Linked DNA regions of Mus musculus: region 1 is linked to region 2. The links are chromatin loops, found by intact Hi-C in ENCODE. Cell type or tissue: heart. All regions are shown on one strand.

Region 1 (8,000 bases), 64 kb after region 2:
TCTCTGTCCACTAAAAATATTCTCCTTGTTTTTCTTCAGAGCCACTTCTTCTTTTTTTTGTTTGTTTTGTTGTTTTGTTTTGTTTTTCAAGACAGGGTTTCTCTGTGTAGCCCTGGCTGTCCTTGAACTCACGCTATAGACCATACTGGCCTCGAACTCAGAAATCTGCCTGCCTCTGCCTCCCAAGTGCTGGGATTAAAAGTGTGCGCCACTACTGTCTGACTCAGAAACACTTCTTAACATCACCCTAACTGACTTCTTAATGCTACATCATAGTTTAGCTTTAAAAAAAAAAATCAGGGGCTGGAGAGATGTCTCAGTGGTTAAGAGCACCAACCTCTTCCAGAGGTCCTGAGTTCAATTCCCAGCAACCACATGGTAGCTCACAACCAACCATCTACAGGAAGGGTGGTGGTGGTGCACGCCTTTAATCCCAGCACTTGGGAGGCAGAGGCAGGTGGGTTTCTGAGTTCGAGGCCAGCCTGGTCTACAAAGTGAGTTCCAGGTTCACCAGAGCTATACAGAGAAACCTTGTGTCAAAACAAACAAGCAAACAAACAAAAATACCATACCCTCAAATAAATTAGGAATTTTGAGCTTCTAAGTTTTGAACATCCCCCCAAAATTATGGTTTCAGCTACTTAAATAGCCAAACCCAAACTACAAATTACCCATTAAGATTCACCTTAATGGCTTTAAGGTAGTACAAAGCATAGCAAAGATACTGAATAAGTAGTAAACTCAGCAAATTGGGAGTGGAGATGACTCATTTCCAGAAGATATGACAGACATTACAGCAGAAGGCTTGAATAAAGCCCTGAGCCAACCATAGTGTGTGCCCTCTGTATCACCCCAGCTCACAATTTGAACACAATTAAAACACAGTTTTAGTTTTCTTAGTCTTTTGCTAGCCAAAGGCTTTATATCTTTTCATAGTTCTGTTTCTGAAGGTTGTTATTTTTATTTTTTGCTCTTTCTCTCTCTCTCTCTCTCTCTCTTTCTCTCTGTCTGTCTGTCTGTCTGTCTCTCTGTTTCTCTCTCTCTTGGTGAGTGTGTGTGTGTGTGTGTATGTGTGTGTGACTTTTCTAATGACAATATTGTCAGTTCCAATTTAGTGAATGGAGACCACCCCACGTGTGAGCCCATGGGAAGACCCTCATAGAGGGCCTGAGCCACAATTGACTCTCATCACAGTACATTTGAATGTACTGTGTTAAAATGAGAAGTGATACTTAAGGCTCTGAGAACATTGCAGAAGAGTGGATGGAAAAGTTGTAAGAATCAGAGAATCAGAGAGTTTGCTGGAAGACCATGTCTCCTAAGAATGTCAGAAGCTACAAGCATAAAATCTCAGCAACATAACTGACTGCCCAAACATGAACACCAATAGACATGCTAGAGTGGATGAGGAAAGACCCACATGCTTCAGACATTAAGTAAGAAAAATTAATAAAAGACTATTAATTTGAAAGATAGGGAGGGGTATATCAGGAGGCTTGAAGGGAAAAATGATGTAATTTTATTATAATCCCATACAAAATTAAAACAATATAAAAAGTAAACACATGAGCTGTGATAACAGCCCAACTGTTTTACTCTTTGTCATATTAATCCTGAGAGAAGCAAAAGGAGCATGCAGGGGTTGGGAGTCATTCTACAAGGTAGAATTCTATGTGTGAGCCAGCTGTGCGATCACAGCTTGAGTGTGTGATCACAGGCATGACCCCTGAGCCTCAAATCTCTAGGAGGGTAAGGCAGAGTGCTCGGTGCCGGGCCAAGCACATGCCAAATATGAGAGTTGCTGATGGTGTGCCTTCACTGCCACCCTAATGTTTTCTTCTGCTTTCTCCTTTAAGTTTGGGACTCGCTTCATCATTGAAACAATGGAGGCAGCAGGGCACTCTCTCAGTACCCTCTTCTTATGTGGAGGCCTAAGCAAGAATCCGCTTTTTGTGCAAATGCATGCTGACATTACTGGTAAGCCTCAGGGCAGGGATATAGGGCTGGTGGAAAACCTTGGGTTGTCAGCAGAGGTGAAAGGTAAAGGCAGGCTGAGGATAGGGAACCATTGTGGTGACTCAAGTTATCGAGGTAATGGTGCAATCTGTGTCTTCATGATGGAAAAAAGCACTCTCAGATATGTGCAGTTACTAAACAAGACACCAAAGTTGGCAAGGACAGATCTTAATTCAAGGAGCATTTACCCATCTTTTTTGAGTACCAAGCATTATGTGGGGAATATTGAAGACAAACAAATGAATAAAACATGACCTGAGCTCCATGAAGCTCATGGACTCCCCAGAAAGGCAGAAAGGAAACAGACATAATAAATACACTGTGAGAAGAGCCCTGAGTGGGAAGAGCATAATGTGCACTTTGCTCAGTTTTGGATCTTGTAGCACAGGGTAAGTGATCAGGCTATCTGAAGAAGGAACCTAGGTCCAAAATGCTGTGGACAAGATCTAGCATGGGCCTGTAATTCCAAGGGCACCCAAATGCTGAGATTCCATCTCAGTGCCCAAGGGGTTCTGGTCGTAAAGTCATGCGTTTAGCATCTTTGTGATGGGCATAGGGAGTAGGGGACAGTGGCAAACTGGCATCTGGGAAGAGTCCAGAGCTCCAGGAAAAGCTCTCTGGGAGGACACCTTGCAGGGGTATAAATAAACCCTGACCTAGCTTCAAGTCTCCCTGTGCTAGTACCTTCAACATTCTAGTATCTTCTCCCCAAGTGTCTCCTGGAGACTGTTGCGCCCTCCTGTACCCATTGCTCGGTACCCAGACACCAGGTATAAGCACAGGATAAGGCTCCCCTTGTGGTGGTAGTTGGCGGGGGGCATAGATGTCTGTCATGAGCCCACCTTACCCTGGGCTCCATTCCGTATGAACCCACCCATTGTGTTTCTTCCATAGCGAGTAGGTTGGTGTCTGAGCTCAGACTGACTCATGAGATCATTCCTGCTCCAGGCCATGCAGATACGGGGCCTTTATCCAAGTGATAGGCTCATTCCCTGCATATAAGGTACTAAATAAGGAACTAACTAGAATACCTATTCATATCTTACAGAGAAGTAGACCAAGGCACAATTTGGGGGCTCACCTAGAAAAGCATGTTGTGTTAAAGATCGATTAGGATGTGGGGAAGCATGGACTTTGCCCCCCTCAGCCAAGTGCCTAGTCTGTTGGTAGGAATCATACTGCAATCATTAATTCTCCCTAACTGCTGAAATTAGAAAGTAGACTGCATTGTAGTCAAACAAAGAAGGAAGAAGGACAGGAGAGGTACATTCAATTGGCTTCCCTAAATCAGGCAGCCACATAATATTGGGATTGGGATTGGGCCATTGAGCCAGGTTTCTGGACCTTTCCTTTATTGCTCTCCGATGATGCCAGCCCTGTTCCAAGGTTTGTAAACCTGCAGAAGTGGACCACAAAGAGTGGAGTAGACAGAAATGAAAGTAAGATCAGCTGGATGGCTCAGCTAAGACACAGGCCTGAAGTCTGCTCTGTGATTCCCCACTTCTTAGCTTTTAGTTACCCAAAGCCACATCCCACCTGGATGGAAGCAGGTTAAAAGCCAGCTTCAGTACAGGGAATGGGGAAAAGAGGACCCTTGAGCAGGGTAGCCAGAGGTGACCTGGGAACAGCCTGGGCAGGCACGACAGCTCAGGGTTTTGTGAAAATGGGCCATCCTCTAGTCATGTGTCCCTGAGCGTCAAAAAAGCCAGGGAATGCCACTTTGCTGCAAGCTCTGCATTGGGAACTGTTGTTCTCTGGGCTGCTGAATGGAAGGCTGTTAGTGGCTGTTTGGGTTCAGGCAGAAATTGGACCCTTTGTCTCTAACTACTGGCTAGTTACAGTTGTGGACAAAGAGACCTTTTCTTGGCCTGAAATTCCTCTACTCATGACTGACAAAGGATGGCACAGTGCATCTGCCTTCAAATGCTTTGGCTTCTGCTAAACTCATTAATGCATCCGATAAAATAGCTGACATTCCAGGCAAAGCCTCCCTCTTCCTGCCTTTACCCAGGGCTCAGAGAAAGGAATGCACTTGAGTCTGTTCTGTAAAGAAGCCTGGGGAAAGGTGAGGCCCTGGTACCTTTAAGCACTACAATTGCGCTGCTTTCCCTGTCCAGAACAATGTAGAGCAAAACACAGCATAGTATGAAATCCTCAGACATCCGCATGAAAAATTGCAGAGCCGAGTAGTGGAAAGATCAGCAGGCCAGCTGTCTGACGTAGAGGAAGTCACTTTACTTGTGAGAGCCTGGGGTCCCTCTTCTGAAAAAAACCACAACGTTGTTGTCTACCTCATGTAGACCACTCTGGGGAATTGAGTTCTAGGTTCTTGGAGCTCATAGGGAGTGATCCTAGCCTGTTGCTTCACTTCCTCCCTCCAGGCAGCCCTATGCCCCAAAAGGAGAAGGCATGGTGGAGAAAAAGAGTTTAAGATTTTATAAGCAATTTTGGCCAGGTTAGGAAAAGCAGGCTTTATTAAGGCAGGAAATATGGGCTGTACCACCTTGGGAAATGACTTGGGCACCAGAGGCACTTCCTGTACCCTGGCCATGGACTTAACTGTGATTTCCAAAAACAGTCTGCATGCGTGTACCAAGTAACTGTAACCGTCCTGCAGACTTGGGACTAAATGTTCAGTCTTGTAAATTGTGCTTTTTTAGGGCTGGCAGTTTCTCTAGGGTTTCCTTCTTCCTGTCTCACTATTCTGACTTTTAGTTCTTTACCCCCCAACACCCCTCCTCCCGCCAACACTCACAAGCACCCCCTGGGTACACAGGCTGTCAAGTACTTGGCTTGAGGATACAAAGAACAAGATGTCTCCAAGAAGTCCATTACCAAACAGCAAAGTTTCCATTGTCTTCTGACCAGTGTGCAGAAGAATATAATAGAGACCCGGAGATCAGAGGTGACAGGCCAGGCAGGAAAGGTAAGCTTACTTAAACTTGGCCAACTTGAATAAAGGGTTTATTTACAGAGGTAAGGAAAACCTAGGCAGCCAGGAAGACCCCCATAGCTGCTAACCTATTTCTATTCCCTAGGCTTAGGGATGAGGAACTGGAGGGACCCAGCCCAAGATAGGAGCTTAGTTCAGTTTTAACCAGAGGGCACTTTGCAAATGAGAAAACAGAGGTAAGAAATGGTTAAACAACCTGTCTAATATTGCACAGCTGTGTCAGCAAGGAAGCCAGAATTCAAACTCTGGCAAGCCAATTCAAGAGTGAGAGCTAATGAGGAGCTACTAGGGGGTTCCCCTGGCCTCTACTGTCTAAGGGAGCAGCCTAGGACTCATTCCTTCCTACTCAGAAATTGTGAAGTTGTGGGTCTATTGTGAAGAGCTGAAGATGAACAATGTTTGGAAGAGTGTCTTAAAACAAAACAAAACAAAACAAACAAACAAAAAAACCCAGTTCTCTATCAATAGGAGGCCTGAGTGGTAACAGATTTACACAGCGTGTAGTATGATTTCTGGCTGAGCCACCAGTACCTTTCTTTGTGGCCTGGTATCTGTCTTTTTCCTTCCTCGAAGCTCTGCTCTCCAGCTCCCATGACATCCATACAGAGCCTTTGTTCTTGGCCATGTTGAGTCTAACAGTAACAGCCACCATGTCCCCAGGGCTTCACACAGAATGCAAACATGGGAGCTCCACCTGAGTGCGCTGTCACCAGCCCACACAGTGCACCTGTGCAGTGAGCCTGGTCCCTATTTGATTTCTGTTTCCTGGCTGTCTGTAAGGGGGTGGGAGCTGACCTGACCTGGAGGAGCTAGGTAAGTTAGCAAATGAGCCTCCTTAGAAGAGGAGGGAAGGGAACTGTGGCCTTTGTCTAAAGGAACCATTTCATCTGTAGAACTTTCCAAGTAGGATCCCTATCTTCAAATGTTTATTTAAGTTTCATGTCCACTGTGTCATCCACTGGCCCGGAGGTTACCAGGGCTGAAGGCATTAAAGAGATGGGGAAGGACTCCAAAAGAAAGAAAGCAGGGAGGAAGCCAGGCCTGAGCCTCTCTCAGATCTGTCACTTTTCCTGGTGGCTTAGTAGCACAGTGAGAAGCAGGTTCTGTTATAATTCTTCAAGTCCTCTAAGATGTCAGAAGGATTCTGTTTACCAACTGTCTGTGTAGGGGGATGGCTAGAGCTGACCTGAACTGGAGGAGATAGGTAAGATACTAAGTGGGCTTCCCTAGAGAGGCAAGAAGAGGGCTGTAGCCTTTGTCTAAAGGAAGCCTTTCTGCTGCAGACCTTTCCTCTGTGGCATTTCCCGTCATCTATTGATTAGAAAATCATGTCATCCTGTGAAAGTAGGTGGAATTTTATCCCCATCCTTCAGATCAGGAAACTGAGGTACAGAGGGGTGGAGATCCTAACTTAGGATCACACTGTGAACTGAGTGAAGAAGCAGAGGTGTAAATCACGTAAGGAACCAGAACTGCCTGTGAAATCCACATGGATCTTCAACCTTGGCACTTGTCATGTAGGCGGATTCTTTGCGCCTGGTGGATACCTACTTACCTTCGCATGACATTTCAGTCACATGACTGTTTCAGTCCCATGTTACTGTCAACCGCTGGCTCAGAGACTCATTCTCTCACCAGTTAATTGATGGCTTGGACCCTGCTCTAAGTGTCAGAGACATGGTGGTAGACAGAATGGAGCCCCTAGCCTCATGTAATGTCAGTTGCAGGGCAAGGTGCAGGACTAAGTAAGGAAACCACATGGTAGAAAAGGGGGTGGGGGATATAGGAGCACAGAAGGAGCAATGAAGTTGTCTCATCGTTCTAAACACAGTGACCAAGGAAAGCTAGGGTTGCATTTGTACTGTGGTGAAGAGCCAGTTACATGGACATCTGGAAGAGCTCTGAAACCAACTCAAGAAATCACAAGGAAAGTAGGTTCATGTGGTGGCTAGGAAAAAGAGAAGCCAGATGGTAAGGGTCTTACCAGACTATCTAAGGATTATGGCTTGTACTGGAGATGAGTCAGAGAACCAGCCCTTCCATGGCCTGTATCCATCAGCCCATCTGAGACTGGATTAGCAGGGAACAGCCTTTCATTTCAGCCTTTACTGGGCCCAGCAAAACATGTGATAAAGTTAGAGGTAAACCAGGAACCTGGGTGCCAAAGCCTTACAAGTTGATAGGTATGGTATTGGCCACCTTGAGGCTTGTGGCTGGTACACTGGCCATCACAAGGCAGAGAAATCTCCCAAAACCCAAATCCCAAGGACTGGGGACTTCGGGGAGGTATAAAGTACTGCTGCTTTGACATCAGCGGGTTTGCCTCCAGAGGTGTTTGCTGGCTCCTCACAGCCCTGGTTCTACTGTTAACCAAGGTATGACTTTGTCCTGTGCAGGCATGCCTGTGGTCCTGTCACAAGAGGTGGAGTCTGTCCTCGTGGGAGCTGCTATTCTGGGTGCCTGTGCCTCAGGGGACTTCACTTCTGTGCAGGTATGTTAGGATCCATGGGTGGCTGTGGTCCCTGCCCTGTCTGAGGCTGTCTGTCCTCTTGACAGCAGCTCACAGCTTGCAAAACACATACAGGATATAATTAGGGAATGATAGGTTGCAGCCAGAGAATCACAGGCACTCGCCGCCTCTGACGTAGTCACTGTGGCCTCCCTTTGGTTTCACCTCTGTTCATGTGAATTGTTCTGCTTCTCTCTCTTTATAGGAGCTCCTACATTATTTAGCTTCAGTTTCTGCTTGGCCATTTTCCTTTGATCAAGTGAAAGAGTTGATGCTCAAAATATTGGTTTTCCACATGGGCTTCAGTGTTTTATTTGTTTATTTCATCTGCATCACTTTCCAAATACCTTTGAAGCCTGGGCCAACAAGAAACACAAAAGAAAGTGTTGGTGAGGGGAAAAAAAAAAAGAATTAAAAATAAAAAGAAGGAACAAAGTTTAGGAAGCCGGAAACAATTTGGTGGTGGTGATTTGAGTACACGATTTTGCTCTGAGCTTCCTGGCAGCCAAGACAAAAAAAAAA
Region 2 (8,000 bases):
CACAGGTGCAGTGTGGACTCAGAACCATTAATTGGTCTCCCTTGTTCTTTTTGCAGTGATATTTGAAACCCTACTTCCCTCCACAAAGTTATATTAATCCATATAAATGCACGGGACATTTCCTGTTGACAAGCCTCTCTCACATGTCCCATCCTGGGGCCTCTGGTCCAGGTGCAAAGTGGAGAAACAGTGGTAACAATTCCCATACCTTCTTGTGTTGTTACCTCGATCTACATTTGATCAGTCCTATTACACTGGGAAGTAAGTAATACCGTACAACTGATCATAAAGTTTTTGTAGATAAGGAAAATGTGGTAGAACAAAAACCCATAGGTTTTGTTATTAGGTTGGCAGACCTATGTTCAATATAGAGTGCCTTAGCTCCAAAGTACCTTCCTTGTTCAACACCGACTGCAAGCCAGGCATGGGGCATAACGAAGAGTAGAAGTAGCCCTTGAGTCAGTTATAGTCCAGAGGAAGAGATGGGGAGGAAGCGTAAATTGCATAATCATGTCAAAGTACATTTAAGTATGCATATGCTCAACACTCTACCAATTTCATTCCTAGATAAAATCTTGGGGAAACTCCCGCACTGTGAAACAATATACACAGAGCCTTTTTAATACATCATATATCATACTATCCCCTGTTTGGATTTCCATTAGTAGAACATATTGCTAAACTATCATATTCATATGCTGACTTACATGTTTAATGAATAGACTGCATCTACATATAGTGGATAAGTGCAACAATTATAAAGTAACACAAAGAAGAAATGAGAGAAGTAGGCACAAAAATATTGCATCCATGGAAATTCTAAAAGAAGTAAAAACAAATGATGAAACTTAGGAATTTGGGCTGAACCTAGGAAGACAAAAGGATAATTGCCACAGATCTTAAAACCTTAGTGAATTCTATTTGTTGAAGGTTTTGGCTGTGTAGAACATAACTGCTTTCAGAAGTGGTCTAGAGGAACTGCCATTTGTTGATGAAGGACACATAAGCACTTAGTATTTTTTAAGATGTTCTGTAATTTTTAATCTCCTCTTCTAAGAGTGATATGTGTGCTGGAACCACCATGAAAGGACCCACCATATGGCATACAGTGGTATACCTTGTTTGGGGTACTATGGAGAAGGCTTTAATAAGGAAGGGGTGCTTCAATTGGTGGACTGAATAACTGACTAAGCATAGTTCAGTCGTGATGGGGAAGAGTGTGTATTTGGCACTAGCCAGCAATGGAGAGAAAAAAAGAGTGCAACAGTAGATGTCTAGAATATTGATAGCATTGGCGTAGGGCTGGAGGGAAGGCTGAAATGAGCAAGCTGGAGAAGCAGTGGAAGAGAATGAACTGGGACTGTGAGCATCCTGTTAAGGCTTGCGATCAGCCTTTAATCATAGTGGATGATGGCTGGGTTTACCACACATGTAAGTAGCTGCAGTTTGCTGCACATATTGAAAAGAGATACCTGAGTGGATGCTAGGAGGGCAAGTAAGGGATATTAGCAGTTGGGATGAGAGAATGTCAAGGTTGTTCATCTGAGGTTGTGGTAAGAGGCACTTGAAAGATGTTTATATCCTATCAGTAGTGCTTAGGGGCAGCAAAATCAATATGGCTAGAGAACAGATGTAGTAGAGCTTACTTGGGCAGAGAGCAGATGCAATAGAGGTCACTGGGGTAGAGAGCAGATGCAGTAGAGGTCACTTGGGTAGAGAGCAGATGCAGTAGAGGCCACTTGGTTAGAGAGCAGATGCAGTAGAGGTCACTGGGATAGAGAGCAGATGCAGTAGAGGTCACTGGGATAGAGAGCAGATGCAGTAGAGGTCACTGGGGTAGAGACCAGATGCAGTAGAGGTCACTGGGGTAGAGAGCAGATGCAGTAGAGGTCACTGGGGTAGAGAGCAGATGCAGTAGAGGTCACTGGGGTAGAGAGCAGATGCAGTAGAGGTCACTGGGGTAGAGAGCAGATGCAGTAGAGGTCACTGGGGTAGAGAGCAGATGCATCAGAGCCTCCTTTGCTACATCAGCTCAGTCTCTTGACAAAGGTAGAAGTGTGAGAGGCAGTGGACTGCCTGGATTTTCTTGGACTGAGTACTTATGAGATACAGATTGTTCTTACAACATTATCTAATATGTTTTTAGATCAGAAATTTTATAATTTTGGCCCTTGGCTCTTAACAAAGATCCTCCCCAAAAAGCAGCCATGCAGACACAATTATAGTTCGGTCTTCCTTCATCCTGCTTCAATGCCTAACCTGTGTATAACAAAGAGGAAGTGTCAGAAGCCCAAATGAAGGAGCCTTGTGTGTGTGTGTGTTTTGTGTGTATATGTGTGTATACGCAAGCTACCATGTGCTATCATGACTGTGCTTACTCATATAAGGACAACATGCTTTACATTGGAAATAGCTGGATGAAGAACATATAGAAATGCCTTGCATATTTTTAGCTATTTTCTATTAAGTATAAACTCATTGTAGAATTGAATGTTTTCATAATTCAGAAAGGAAAAAATGGGTGAAGGAAGGTGGAGTAAAACATGAGTGCGAAGGGATGAGGAAGCCACGTGAAGACCAGGCCTGTTTATTGTAACTGTCCTGATAAGTTGATATGTCACTTATTGTACCCCATTCAAAATTCCACTTGCGGATTTGCTTTAGAATTTACTGTATGGAATACATTGTATAATTTGAACAGATCGAGGGTTTTGTTTTGTTTTGTTTTCCTAATAAGAATTGTTATACAACTGATTATACTTTTCTTCTGGTGCTGGGAGCCAGAAAGCTAAGGTTGTTACTATAAGAAATTTTCACAAACTTAGTGGCCTAAATTTAACATGTATATATGTATACACACACACACACACACACACACACACACACACACACAGAGACAGAGACAGAGACAGAGATTTTAGTGTTTCTGCAGGATGCAAGTCCAAACTCAGTTTCACTCAGCAGAAATCAAATATCCGAAGGGCTGTGCGCCCTTGGCAGGTCTCCTCCCTTGTTCAGCATTGGTGGCTGATGTGTTCCTTGGCTTGTCACTATACCGCTGTGGCATATGTCACTGTGTCTTGGCTTCTGTGGCATCACCTGATCTTCTGTCCATCAGCTTCTCTACAAAGGTCAGTTTGTCGATATTAAAATGCCCCTCCCCATTTGTTCAGAATTATCTGCCCATATTAAGAACTTTCACTATATTTACCAGTCTTCCACCCACCCCACTTTTAGCTAAAAGTAACAGGTTAACTCAAAAGGCAGATGCTCTGTGAAGGCTTTGGTGAAGCAATATTTTCTCTGACACGTGGGTTAGGAATGATGCAATTTAGGTGAAGATGACAGTATGAATTGTTTAGACTCATAAGTTTTGTCCTTTCCTTTTATTATTAATGTGTGTGTGTGTGTGTGTGTGTGAGTGTGTAACTGTGTCAGTGTATGCCAACTGTATGCAGATACCTGCAGAGGCCAGAAGAGGGTATTGGATTGCCTGGAGGTGAAGATACAGGAGTTTTTGAGCCACTGGACATGAGTGGTGCATCCAAACTTGAGTTCCTCTGCAAGAGCATCAGGCATTCTTCACAGCTAAACTATCACTCTAGCCCTGCATCTCTTCTTGTGCACTTTGGTCTAATTGTGTTTGCCGTGCCCTCTGGTATAATGTTGGTCTATTCCATTAATAAAAAGTATTCTCATCTAAGACATACTTAAAGTTTCTTCAGTGATGTTGAGGTGATGTAAAAATAAGTATATCTTTTATGAATTGAGGAGATGATTTCTATAGTGCTTAGAACAGAATATCAGTGAGCCATGATTTAACTGCACGGAAGGTTCTTCTGGAAAGCAATGCTCTGCTGCTGCAGAGCTCTATCAAGGGAGTCAGCCTTTCTAGAAAAGGGACTGTTGACACTGTTTCGTTCCCGATGTCCAGCACAGAACTTGGGACTTAACTGGGCATTTGGAATATATTGAATAAACGGATGGGAGACACTTGATACTTACATGTTGAGACCTAGGAAATTCCTTTTGCAAAGTGAGTCAATGCCGGCTCTTTTCTCGTCCCGTATTCCACAAGTTGAGCCAATCATGATACTGTTAATACCTCTGTCCAATATCTGGCATGGCCACCGAGTCATGTGACATATGAAGGGATGAATGAATGAGTCAATCATGCAGTGTTTTGCTGCCAGCTATTAAACTTAGCTACTAAAGATGGTGAACTCTGTCTGAACTGAAGCCAGCTGGTTAAAGATGATTTAATAAGGAAAGAAATAAATATTCTCTTTAATGGAATAATTGCTTATTTCATTTTCTGCTTAAACTTGACTATTCATCTCATGCTGTACTCTTAATTTATATATGTAATCCTGAAGTATTAAAACTGATTATTTTGAATTAAGACTTTGTGCTCATAAATAATTGTCTATTATGGGACGAGAGGGCCCCAGATTCTGGTATTAATTGGAATAGGGTTGAATATAGTAGAAAACTTACGTTTACTTTCCTAAAAACCTAGCTGGATGCCCAAGGAATTATGCTTGTAGATATGCTTCTGGGAAAATAGCTGGAGAAGGCTAGTTGCTATAAAGCAGGCAGTACAAGAATACTATAATAGTCCCAGCTCTTTCTGCTGGCTGTAATATGTATATATGCCTCTCTTTTCAAGTGTCATTTCATGTCTTATTTCTGTTATAATACCCAAAGTTAGAAAGTTTGCTGACTTGGAATTTTCTGCCTATAGAAGAGGGGAAGTTAACTCACAGTGGTTCTCACAACTCCATCTGCCTTCTGTCCACCATGGATATTCTATTCTGACGACATGTAACAAGGTACCATAGTGATCTTTCTATATGAGTGGATTTTAAAGGCTCAGAGACCAGATCTCATGCGCAAGACTGGCTGAAGTATCAAGAAGTTTCTCTCAAGATACTCTGGGCATGTAAAATGGAGGTGAAAATGTCAAAGGTAGTGTCTTACCTAGGGAAAGAAAACAAGACTAGCTGCTCTTTCCTCAATAGTAAAACTAAAAGCGCAATTGGGGTACATACAGAAGAAAATGAAAAGCAGTATGTCTAGCTCTTAAAGAGGACACCATAAAAAGATCCACTGAAGGACAGGGACCAACCCCCAAATGGGGCTGAGCCACCAGAAAGTCCACCAGGATTGGGGAGCCACATGCGAGGGCCCTGCAGTGGATGGGCAGAAGCACATTCCCTAGAGTCAGGTTTGCACCATGCTCCGAGGCAGGTTGAAACCGGATCATAGACACATTACCCTCTAATACCTTTCTTAGAATCTGTCCCCTGTGGGATGAACTCAGTCACAGCCAGTGCAGCATGAGGTATGGCAGAAGCCCCTTTCTACAATTCTAGTCTTAAGTCTAGAAGTAGCTTTGGCTACACAAGGAGGAAGTTTCAACTAGGCAGCATGGGAATTTGAACTGTTAGTGCAGAGTGTGCACATAATATCTGGAGGTGCCCCAAGGACTCTAAGTTGTTTACTTATATGTTGCTGCTGCTGTTGTATGTGTGTTCATGTGTTATAATGGGGCATGTGGTGCATGTGTAGAGAATAATGGACAACTTTGTAGAGTCAGTTCCAGGGATCAATCTCAGGTCTTCAAGCTTATACAGCAAGTGCATTTATCTTGCCTGAGCTGTCTTTCTGTTCCTAGACTTTTATTTCTGAAAAATAGAGAGAATGCTGTTGATCCATCTGAAATTTCACCCTGGAAATATAGAAAGGAGTTGATGGAACAAATGTGACAGGAAATGGAGAGGAGATAGAGAAAGCCAGGCTTCTCTGCATGTCCATCACTAGGAAGATGCTTCTACAAATGATGCACACACAAGGCTCTGCCTCATCTCCTTCTATCCTCCTGTACTGAGAGATCTCATTCTCTACTTCATCCTATAAGGCTACAGCATAAGGCTGGATGAGATTGGTGGTACAAGTCTTGTAAACTCAACACTTTGGCGGTTTAGAGATTGTGAGTTTCAGATTAGCCCTGTCTCAAAAAAAAAGGGGTAGAGGGAAAAAAAATTCTACAATATGCTGTAATATCTCCTGACCCATTTCCCTTTTTTCTTCCTGGACACTGCTAGGTTATTCTCATCACAATAACCAATGAGGTCTCCTCAGTCATAGCTCTAATTATATCCTTCCTTTGCTGAGAAACATTCAGTGTTTTTCTATTTCATGGAAAATGAAAGTCACTGACCTACAGAAGACCAAGCAAGCCCTGTAACATCTGGCATTCTTACTACCTTCAACTCCTATCATGCTTCATTTTCTCTCCATTCCTGCTCTGGAAAGTTGTGAGCATTCTTACACATTTCTACATTCATCATACCAAAAATGGAAAGAATTCTTAGAGCCATGCTCTGCCCTGTTCAGTTAATACAGCCAATGAATACTTGAAAAATGACCATGGTGTAAGGGGTTTTGAAATATTTGTACTCCTTCTCATATTGACTTGAATAAACGTTGTTATCTCAACTTAGTGTCAAGAAAGAGTGAGTTGCCCAGTTGTATAGTGAGCAGTAGACTTGTCTTTGAACCCATTGCTACGCGATTAACCCTGTTCCTTCTTCTTTCTTAGCAATTGAATGAACATGAATTGTGTTCAGCAGCTAACTTTGTTACAGCACAAGGAGCGCTGCTGTGTGTGATGTTGGCCATTTACTCGATGAGCTGTCAGAATGGAGTTACAGCAAAAACTTAAAAGGATTCATACCCAGTACTCTTATTTGGGCAACAGAATAAACTCATGTGTCATTTGCCCCTTATCTAATCTGTAACACAAACGTGGCACTCTTGACACTCTGTAAATTCTGAATGAAATGCCAGATTTGCAGAGGGATAAGCACTGGATGAACTTACGAGTTATCTTGATGGCTGTCCTTGCCTGAGGATCCAAAACCATCTTGCCATTCTGGAATGGCATTTTATAATTCATGCTTGTATCTGTGATGTTCGGGAGCTAGTCTTAGGTCAATGTAAGGAGGTAGGAAGGTCTGGGTGGGCTATGGAGGGGCCTGCTCTCCAATGTAAGGATCCTATACTATCCATTTATTACCACTGAGGGCAAGGCTATTATCATGTTCTTTGTAGTTCTATGTAACTATAACTGCAGCAGCTTTCTTCTGACCAGACTAACACTTAAAACTAAATGAATGAGGCACTGTCTGGGGAAAGAGTCTATAAAAGATTACTGAGTGATGGTTTTGGTGAATTGTAAGCAAGTTGCTGACCTCAATCATACCATATACATTGTTTTTTTTTCAATATTGGGGCATCAGAAACCATAGTAGCCCAATAAATAAAAGGGAGCCGTTATTTCTGAACTTGAGTGTTTCGTTTTACTTTATAGATTGTCCACCTTTTCTTCTAAGAAAAGTTACTCACCTTCTTTTTGGAGGGGACTCAAGAGCTGTTTTGAAATGGCTGAATCATAGACACAAATGAGCACTATGAGGCTGTGTGGAGGTTCAGTGGTGATGCATTTCAAGTAGGACAGTTCCACAGTGAAAGACCTTCCTTAGTGTTGGGTACATACACATAGCCCTCCTCCAGGGTGGTAGTCAGACTGGTGTTCTTCATGGTCACTTTCACCAAGATTTCCAGAGCAGAGAGACTACTTGGTAAAGCACAGCTATCCCAAGAAGATGACATCCCCAAGATGAGATTTTTTTTTAGTAAGGTGAGAGATGAAATGTTTGGCCAGATGAAAACTGAATCTGGGCACTAGCAGGTTTAAAGCACTGGCCATGGCTCCTTCCCCTTTTAAGTGTCTAAGATTAGCCATTTAAGAATTGGCTTTGTGCTTGAGTTGGATGGATACATTAAAAGCCAATGTCAAACCAGCAGATGCGGTACATTCAATCCATGAAGAGGCAAGGGATGATGGGGAAGAAGCTGGGTAGATGCCTCAAGTTAAGAGCACTTGCTCTTTTCTAGAGGACCCAGCACCCATGTCTGGCAAATTGAAACTTCTC

The links. A loop is a pair of places that touch in the nucleus more often than their neighbours do. Peaks named below come from ENCODE experiments on the same cell type or tissue, not always from the same donor. Only the 100,000 strongest peaks of a DNase experiment are listed, where the experiment ranks them.
Region 1: a loop joins it to region 2, with 2.1 times the contacts of the local background. A loop is called at or near these places in 2 of 42 quality-filtered maps.

The regions. Positions count from the first base shown.
Region 1 is chr4:95,842,217-95,850,216 of GRCm38, forward strand. It overlaps Fggy (FGGY carbohydrate kinase domain containing), which reads left to right. Exons shown (of 16, transcript NM_001113412.1): 13 at 1,857-1,977; 14 at 7,366-7,460. Among named protein-coding and RNA genes, the nearest start is that of Hook1, 120 kb to the right of the region's middle. In heart, no CTCF peak of the experiment used is centred here; a DNase peak (open chromatin) is centred at 3,985; H3K27ac peaks cover 2,040 bases.
Region 2 is chr4:95,778,248-95,786,247 of GRCm38, forward strand. The region is part of intron 8 of Fggy (FGGY carbohydrate kinase domain containing); the gene reads left to right. Among named protein-coding and RNA genes, the nearest start is that of Hook1, 190 kb to the right of the region's middle. In heart, no CTCF peak of the experiment used is centred here; no DNase peak of the experiment used is centred here.